2 separate regions of the Homo sapiens genome follow, and region 2 is linked to region 1. The links are chromatin contacts, found by Hi-C or POLR2A ChIA-PET in ENCODE. All regions are on one chromosome and are shown on one strand. Each heading gives the region's core, a stretch centred on a gene start or an enhancer-like site at or near the end of the contact. The rest is flanking DNA. Distances are from core to core; before and after follow the strand shown.

Region 1 (4,253 bases), core at 1-2,500:
TACCACATGACCTCCCTCCAACTGGAGCGAAAGTTTGTCAAGAAGCTCAAGGCTTCTGAAAAGCCCCGAGGACAAAATACGCTATACTGGGTCTGGGTGGCTGCCAGGCATCAGGACCTGAGACAGTTGATGGGAGGCAAGCATGAAGGGCCTGGTGAGGAAGACAGCAGTGGCAGGAACAGGAAGGCAGGGGTGGATTCAGCATCTAAGAGGTCAGAGGGTCAGCCCAAAGATACAGTGACAGGGTTGTGTGGCTTTCATCCTCACTGGAAAAGTTTGAGTTTGTTGCCTCTGTTGGTCCCATGGGTGTTGACAAATCCTCCAGGGCTTATCAACTGTCCCACTGCCCCCACCAGCTAGGTCGGAGTCTCTTCTGACCAACCAAAATGAGTCTGAGCTATAAACAGCTAAACTAGCTCTGATGGTGCCAAGGTGCTGATTTGAGTCTTGCCTATACCATCCCTAACACAGTACACATTTACAGTATGATAATTGCCTGTTGTCTTCACTCCTCAAGTTCTCCAAGTCCAGTAGCTGGCATGGCGTGGGCATTGCTGAAAGGAATACAGCCCATGCTGAATTTTACCCATGATTAAGACAGGACTAGAGAAGCCCAGCCTCATGTATTAATTCTTCTTAATTTCAAAAACATGTATTGGCAAATTCTGGGTGTCGAGGACATCAGGAGAGTTGCATCCAATATGGATCATGGATTAGATTGTCTATGCCAAGGGAAATGACTTGCAAACAACTGGCCTTTGGGGGCTGCAATTATTCTTAAGCAATTGAAAAATTTGGAAATATGTGCAGTCATTTGTGGAAACAAAACACACCAGGAGTAGATCATTGTCTTATGTGTAGCCCAACACAGATGCAGTATCACGGAGCTGAGTGACTGCTGACTCCTAAGAAAGAGACTCACCGATAATTGAGGGGTGCACTGGCAATGGCTTACAGTCTGATTCTTTTAACATATATATGATATATATATATATATATTTATTTATTATATATATTAATATATAATATATATATAATATAATATTTCCCCAAAACCTGAACAGAAAGGGGGAAAGCAATAAGTCTAAGCTGCTAGGACATTATTTGAAATCAGCAAAAAGGGAACTGAGACACTGAGTTGAAGAATGAAGCTGTGAGGGTGTAACTATAAAAACATATTTGGCCTTTTAGGTGGGAAATACCCTTTGAAGTCATTCTGCCAAGAGGGGCCACCCAGCTAACAGCGCATGGGGCCAGAGGGCCTTGATGGCTAAAATGAAACCTAGTCTCTTTCTGGAGCCTTATGGAATCTGCGTTCTAGAGAGAGTGATTTCATGTCCTTGTTTGGAAGAAAGGCAGATTGGCATGAGCAGCCAAGGAGAGTTTTCAGATGGAACTCACTCTGCAGAGAGAGGGTGCCAAGGACTCCCGACTCCAAGGAAAATGTTGATGCTCCTCTGGCTTCTTTATCAGAAGAAGGGACTCAGCAATAAATCCCAGACTTAGTTTCCTCTCTGTTTTGTGACGAGATGCTTGTTTTACACTCTCTGGAGCCTCAGTGTATCTCTTTCTCTCACCGACTGCATTTTCTCTGCAGTGAAGTAGAGCCACCCTCCCCGGAGCCCTCACTCTCCAAGTGTGGGAGGGGCCATGGAGACCTGGTGGCAGGGAGTGGCATCTGCCCTCTTGGGAGCTGCAAAAGCTGCCTCCCCCTCAAACTGGCTCCGGTGAGATATTTTATGATGATGCTGTGAAGGGATGATTTGCAAAGCTCTCAGAGGTGCTGAGGAGCTGAGAAAAGCTGGCAGAAGCTAAGAAGAGATCTGAGGGCTGCCTGAAAGGATTTGGAGGGCTGTTGGGTGGAAGGGGGAGGAGGGCAGGAATAGAGGATTCCTACATGGCTGGACAGGGAGAGGGCCTCAAGGTCACCTAGCGCAGCTGCCTCATTTGACCGATGAAATTACAAGGTGAGGGTGGGGCATTTGCCTGGGATTGAAGTATGGAAATGATAGAAAAACTAATTTCAACTTAATATTCTTTCAATTAGGCTGCTACCATACAATGGAACGGGCCCCCCATAGAACAAATAACTCCTCTTCATTGCCAAAATATGAATAGGAGTTCAGTAGCACCCACAGAGGGGTCTGCAACGACATTGTCCAATAGAAATAGCATATAAGCTGGGCATATAATTTTAAAATCTCTACAAGTCATATTTAAAAAGTAAAAAGAAACAAGTGAAGTTAACTTTAATAATGTATTTTATTTAATTCAATACACCCAAAATATGATTGTTTCAACATATAATCAATATTCAATATAAAATTACTAATAAAATATTCTACATCCTAGGACTGAAATCCAGTGCTGCTTTTATATTTAGAGTACATCTCAACTCAGACTAGCCAGATTTCAAGTGCTCAATAGCTGTAGTCCTATGCCAGAAGAGAAATAGGATTAGATTTCTGATGTTGTTTTATTCCCTGAAAATAGATTTATTTCTATTCATTCAACAAATAAGTATTAAGCATCTAGTCTATTTAGGCAGCACGCTAAACTCTTCAACAATGATGGCTAAGCTGGGGTTTAAGAGTGTCTTCATGATTGGAGGAAACACGCCCACATTGAATAGAACTACCTTGCATTCTTTCATTTCTTTGTTATTGATGAGAAGGTGATAATTATGAATTTACTTATTAAGTGGACATAAAAATTTATACATATGTAACAAACCTGCGTGTTGTTCACATGTACCCTAGAACTTAAAGTATAATAAAAAATATACATATATAAAAAAATGTATACTTGACCAAAATGAGCCTCTCCCTCACCTGTAATGGCTGGTATGCCAGGCTCATGCCTCGGTGATCAGCTTCTGTCAGTCTCATTTTGACCAATCACAAGCTACACTCTGCATGTCTTCTTCAGAACCTTGAGTGCCTGCTGATGTGCTGTCATTGAGAAATGGATGGCTGCAGAAATGTGTGTATTAGTACTGAAGCAGGGAAATTGGAGAGAAGGCTTTTCTGGTGAGTACCATGAGGAGTTTGAACTTAGCAATTCTGCAAATAACAGAGAATAAAATTTCCAGTTGGAAATAATTCAGCAGGGAATTGGGAAATGTGGGCCTAGCAAGAAGCATAGACTCAGGGGTCCCTTCTCCATAGAGAAGTGAGGGTTGAAATCGTGGGAGTGAATGAGGTATCAGAGAGAGGAGAGAGAGAGATGCTCAGATGGGCTAGTGCTCAGCCGTGGGGAACACACACCTTTATGGAGAGAAAGAACCTTCAATTCAACTCCACATGTAATCTGAGTGCTTATTATGTGCCAGGTGCACTGTTCGATATGGGAATTAAGGGTGCAAAAGACAGTCACACTTCCTGCCCTCATGGAACATATAGTCAAAACTTACTGAAAAATACAGGACATCTGAGGCATGGAAGAGAGTCTACTCATTTCCACCTTAATATTACAGTGCAGTGGTAGCCCAGCTCTGGGCTGGCCCCTCCAGGGTGGACAACAGTCTTTCCTATTCTGGGGAGGCACTAAATCAGAACACCCTCTGACAGCCCTCAGAGATGTGAGGACTGACACCATGCGCTACCCCTGCCCTTAATTAACTGCATCCACACACAGCATGACGTGGATTTCCATCTCCTTGTTATGGGCCATTTCCCTCTCAGAGCTCTCTATGCCAATGCCCATCTTAAAGTGCATACCCCAGAAGAGTTCAACAAGCTCTGGCTCTGGTCTGGCCAGCAAAGAAAGAAAGATGACTGCTTTGCATTGCTCACATAGCATGTGCCACTCATGCACTCCACCAGATGCTATATGGCCATTAAATCAATCATTATCTCTTGAATCAATGAGAAGAGTTAGACTCCCTTGTTTTACAACCCAGACTCCTCTTAACATGCCCCAACTTCATTGACATAATTTTCCTTATTAAACTTATTACATCTTGCATTGTTCTATTTTATTTTGTTGTGATAAGAACACTTAACAGGAAATCTACTCTCTTACATTTTAAAGTCTATAACATGTTATTTTGTTGGCTGTAAGTAAAATGCTGTACTGTAGTTTTCTAGAACTTACTCATCTTTCTTGACTAGAATTGTGTGCCCATTGACTAGTAACTCAATTTCTGCTTTCCCTTGGCCTCTGGCGACCACCATTTCACTCTTTGATTCTGTGACCATTTTTAAATATCTTATGTAAATGGGATCATGCAATATTTGTCATTCTGTGTCTGA
Region 2 (3,788 bases), core at 1,151-3,650, 220 kb before region 1:
GGGAATGTAAATACACCAATCAGCACTCTGTATCTAGCTCAAGGTTTGTAAACACACCAATCAGCACTCTGTGTCTAGCTCAGGGTTTGTAAATACACCAATCAACACTCTGTATCTAGCTAATCTAGTGGGGAACTGGAGAACTTTTGCATCTAGCTCAGGGATTGTAAACGCGACCAATCAGCACCCTGTCAAAACGGACCAATCAGCTCTCTGTAAGACAGACCAATTGGCTCTCTGTAAAATGGACCAATCAGCAGGATGTGGGAGGGGCCAGATAAGAGAATAAAGTCAGGCTGCAGGCTCCACTAGTGACAACTGGTTGTTTCGTTGCTTTTGTGTGGTTGGTTTGTTCTTTTGCTTTTTGCAGTAAGTGTTTTTGTTGTTTACACTTTGGGTCTGCATTGCTTTTATGAAGTGTAACACTCCCCATGAAGGTTTGCGGTTTCTTTTATGAGGCCAGTGAGACTAGGTACCCACTGGGGGAAAATAAATGATTAACACTCCAAATGTATCACCTTAAGAAGTGTAATGCTTACTGCGAGGGTCTGCAGTTTCACGCCTGAAGTTAGCAAGGCCACTAACCCACGAGAAAGAAACTCAGAACACATCTGAACATCAGAAGGAATAAACTCTGGACACGCCCTCTTGAAGAACTTAACTGTGAGGGTCTGTGGCTTCGTTCTTGAAGTCAGTGAGACCAAGAACCCCCAAATTGTGGACACATCTATCAATCTTAGGAGTTGTTGAGCTGATTTTTGGAAATAATCAGCTTGCTTTTGGATCTTCTCAAATCTTGCTAATACATTGGCTTTTTAACATCTTCAATTTGCTCTCTCCTAATACAAGAGACCACAAAGATTATTTTCATAGTGTTCAGTACTCAGTTAAGGGGGTAGATATCCTTTCAAGTAGATTGCTTGGGACACGTGCTGGAAGTTAAGAGCAGCTGGCAGAACACAGCAGCAGTCTGATTTTTTTCTTATTTTTGGTAGGTGCAGAAAAAATGGAAGGAGAGATGCTAGATTGACAGGAGAGACAAAAGCCCTGCTATTTTATCGGTCCGATTGTTAAAGCTTTTTGAGCCCGTACTGTTTGATAGGCACTGTGCTAGATGTGGGATACAAAGGTGATTTAGTCTTAAGCATAGCCCCTGACTTTCAGGAGAAAGGGGGGACAAACACGACCGGCGCGCAGCGTAGCCACAAGGTGCGGTGAGAGAACAGGGAGGCACCAGTGTGGGTGACAGGAACTGCCACACGGTGGACAGGTAGCAGCGCTTTGCCTTGGAAGCTGTGGAGGCGGTTTTGTGTCCATTCATCTTAAGTATATTCCTATATATTTCCAAATACTTGCAGTAATTACAGATGAGTGTAATAACAGTGATCACTTCTATAGCTCTTTCCACAGCAGGTCCTGTTCTGAGCCCTACGTATGTATTAGCTGAAATCCTCACAAAAGCCTTAAGAGAGATGCTATCATCCGTGTTTTAGAATTGGGAAAACTGAGGCAGAGAGGGTTTATGGAAAGTGTGCAGGTTGAAAACCTTGTACTGGGCTGGAGTAGGAGCCTATGTTATGTAGGCTCTTTTCTACCAACTCAGGCACAGAGAATAATATATACAAAAAAACTCAAGTCCCAAAGACTGTGTATTCTGGGAACTTCACGTTTGTCAACAAAAGCTCTTCATAAAATCAAGTCAGTTGTGCTTTTGTGACCTTCATTTTGAATCATATAAATGCAAACAGTCCAGCTTGTTTCTTTGAAAGGCTGGAGGTCGGAGGTGGCTGGTGTTTGCTCAGACACGGCCAGATCTTAACGGTCCTAGAATCACCCCTGGAAGGACAGTGGAAAAACAAGATAATTTTCTTTTCCTCTATTGCTTAAAGTGGTATCAGAAAGGTAGACTTCTGTCTTCTTCCTATATATTTTCAAAGAAGGAGCCTTCCTTGGCAAAATACAAATTTCTGTGGCTGCTGGGGTCAGAAAGAGTTTCCACCGTCATCACAGGCCTTCATCTTGCAGGTAAGCTCAGACATGCTCACCTTCTTACTGACTTTGCTGAACATCGCTCATGTTGTGGAATAGAATTTCTACACCATTTGTGCTCATAGTGTGACATCAAAACCAGTATGTCCTTTGCAGCCCTTAAATACACACATGAGAATGCACACACACACCCCACAAAACAAAACCCCAGCCCTCCCTCGCTTTGGCCTTCTAGCTTGACCATTTTAGGGCAGACTGTCTTGGTATGTTCCTAGGGACAGAAGCTTCCATGTAACTCAGGCAGTAAATCAGGGCATCAGCTAGCACTCACCTTGCCCCCCCCTAAGCTTCCGTTTCTTCACTTGTAAAAGGAGGAACTGAGCACTATTTTAAGCTTCATGCTTCCTTCCTGTACCAGGCTTCTCAGATGCCCCAGAGGCCAGGGCAGTGGAGCCCAGACTCTGGGGGCTCAGGGCCTGCACTGTGGGTCATAAAGGCAGAGGGAGATGCGTAGCCTCAGGCTCAAGAGCTTCAGGCCATTTTTTTAAAATAAAATCTTTTTATCTTGAAATAATGATAGACATAGGAAGCTACACAAAGAGTACAGAGGTGCCCTGTGTACTTTCACCCACTTCCCTTCATGGTAACATCTTACAGAACCACGTATCAAAACCTAGTCATTGACACTGGTGTACTCTACAGACTGTACTCAGGTTTTAGCGGTTTTCACACGCACGCACGTGTTCGCTCTTGTAGTTCTATGCAGGGTTACTGCGTATAAGCACCACCATACAGATCCTGGCTGGGCGTGGTGGCTCATGTGTGTAATTCCAACACTTTGGGAGGCCTGGGCAGGAGGATCGCTGGAGCCCAGGAGTTCACGACCAGCCTGAGCAACATAGACCCTGTTTCTACAAAAATAGAGGCCAGCACCCTTCCTTGCCAGTGCAAACGTTTCTTGCAATGTTCAGGGCCCTGTAGCCAATCTTGGCCATACACAGAGGCCTACAGAACAAGCACGAATTCTTTTTTTTTTTTTAAATTTTAATGGACACACAATAATTATCCATGTTTATGGGTTTGCTTCCTAAATGCTTTCTAGTATGAGAGCAACTTAGCTTATTTTTCTCCCTGGCCTTCCTACATGTGCTAATGAATTGTCCGTGGCTGCCTCCAATCCCCCAGCAGACCAACAGGAGGAAAAAAATCAATTTGCACTTTTCCTAGGAAGCAATCCTGTTGGCAGAGCTGACTCATAAACAGCCTCCTTTTCTGTGTTAGCATGTTGCTGAGAGGCCAGCGTGACAGTGCTTCTGAATGTGGCCACCTGGATTTAAGGTGGAGTAGTGCCTCAACTGAGAGGCCCTTGAAGGAAGAGAAAGTGTGTAAGGAAGTGCATAGAGAATAAGAGATCCAGTATCTCCAGGGTGTGGAATCCCAGGCTTCCTTCCTAAAGATACCGTGAAGCTTTCCCAAGAAAGCAGAGTGGATACCCAGTGGGAGTTCCCACCCGTATGTCTTGAACTGGAACCAGGGAAGTCAAATTCTTCATTCCCAAAGCCAATTCGCCATTTCTTTCTGCATCTCTTATGTCAATGAGATGAAGCCAGGGTGGGTCTGCTGGATGCTCCAACTCTGCAATAGAGCTCTCCTGGACAGGAAGGAGGGAGGTGTTTCTATGGGAAATCTGAACTTGCTTGTACTTTCTCTTCATTTCACATAGACCATCCGGGAATAGGATCCCGGGGCCATGAACAATAAAAGATTACAAGCTCTTACAGGTGGATGCTGGAGGGGAA

What was found. Hi-C counts contacts between places; a loop is a spot of excess contacts on that map. ChIA-PET counts read pairs that join two places held with the same protein, here RNA polymerase II (POLR2A). Pooled maps may share reads with other maps.
Region 2: a loop to region 1 is called in a pooled map, with 3 times the contacts of the local background. The contact joins two enhancer-like sites. A Hi-C loop is called at or near these places in 2 of 50 pooled maps. POLR2A ChIA-PET finds 5 or more read pairs at or near these places in 3 of 52 experiments (PC-9, WTC11 and activated T-cell).

Annotation. Positions count from the first base shown.
Region 1 is chr6:6,388,393-6,392,645 of GRCh38, reverse strand. All of the region lies in intron 4 of LY86-AS1 (LY86 antisense RNA 1), which reads left to right. Among named protein-coding and RNA genes, the nearest start is that of F13A1, 70 kb to the right of the region's middle. RefSeq lists enhancers at 1-44, 175-344, 1,293-1,342. Within about 2 kb of position 1,250, at least 6 of the 41 ENCODE cell types and tissues checked have a DNase peak (open chromatin) inside an H3K27ac peak, as active enhancers do.
Region 2 is chr6:6,609,088-6,612,875 of GRCh38, reverse strand. All of the region lies in intron 1 of LY86 (lymphocyte antigen 86), which reads right to left. The region is part of intron 1 of LY86-AS1 (LY86 antisense RNA 1); the gene reads left to right. Among named protein-coding and RNA genes, the nearest start is that of LY86-AS1, 12 kb to the left of the region's middle. Within about 2 kb of position 2,400, at least 8 of the 41 ENCODE cell types and tissues checked have a DNase peak (open chromatin) inside an H3K27ac peak, as active enhancers do.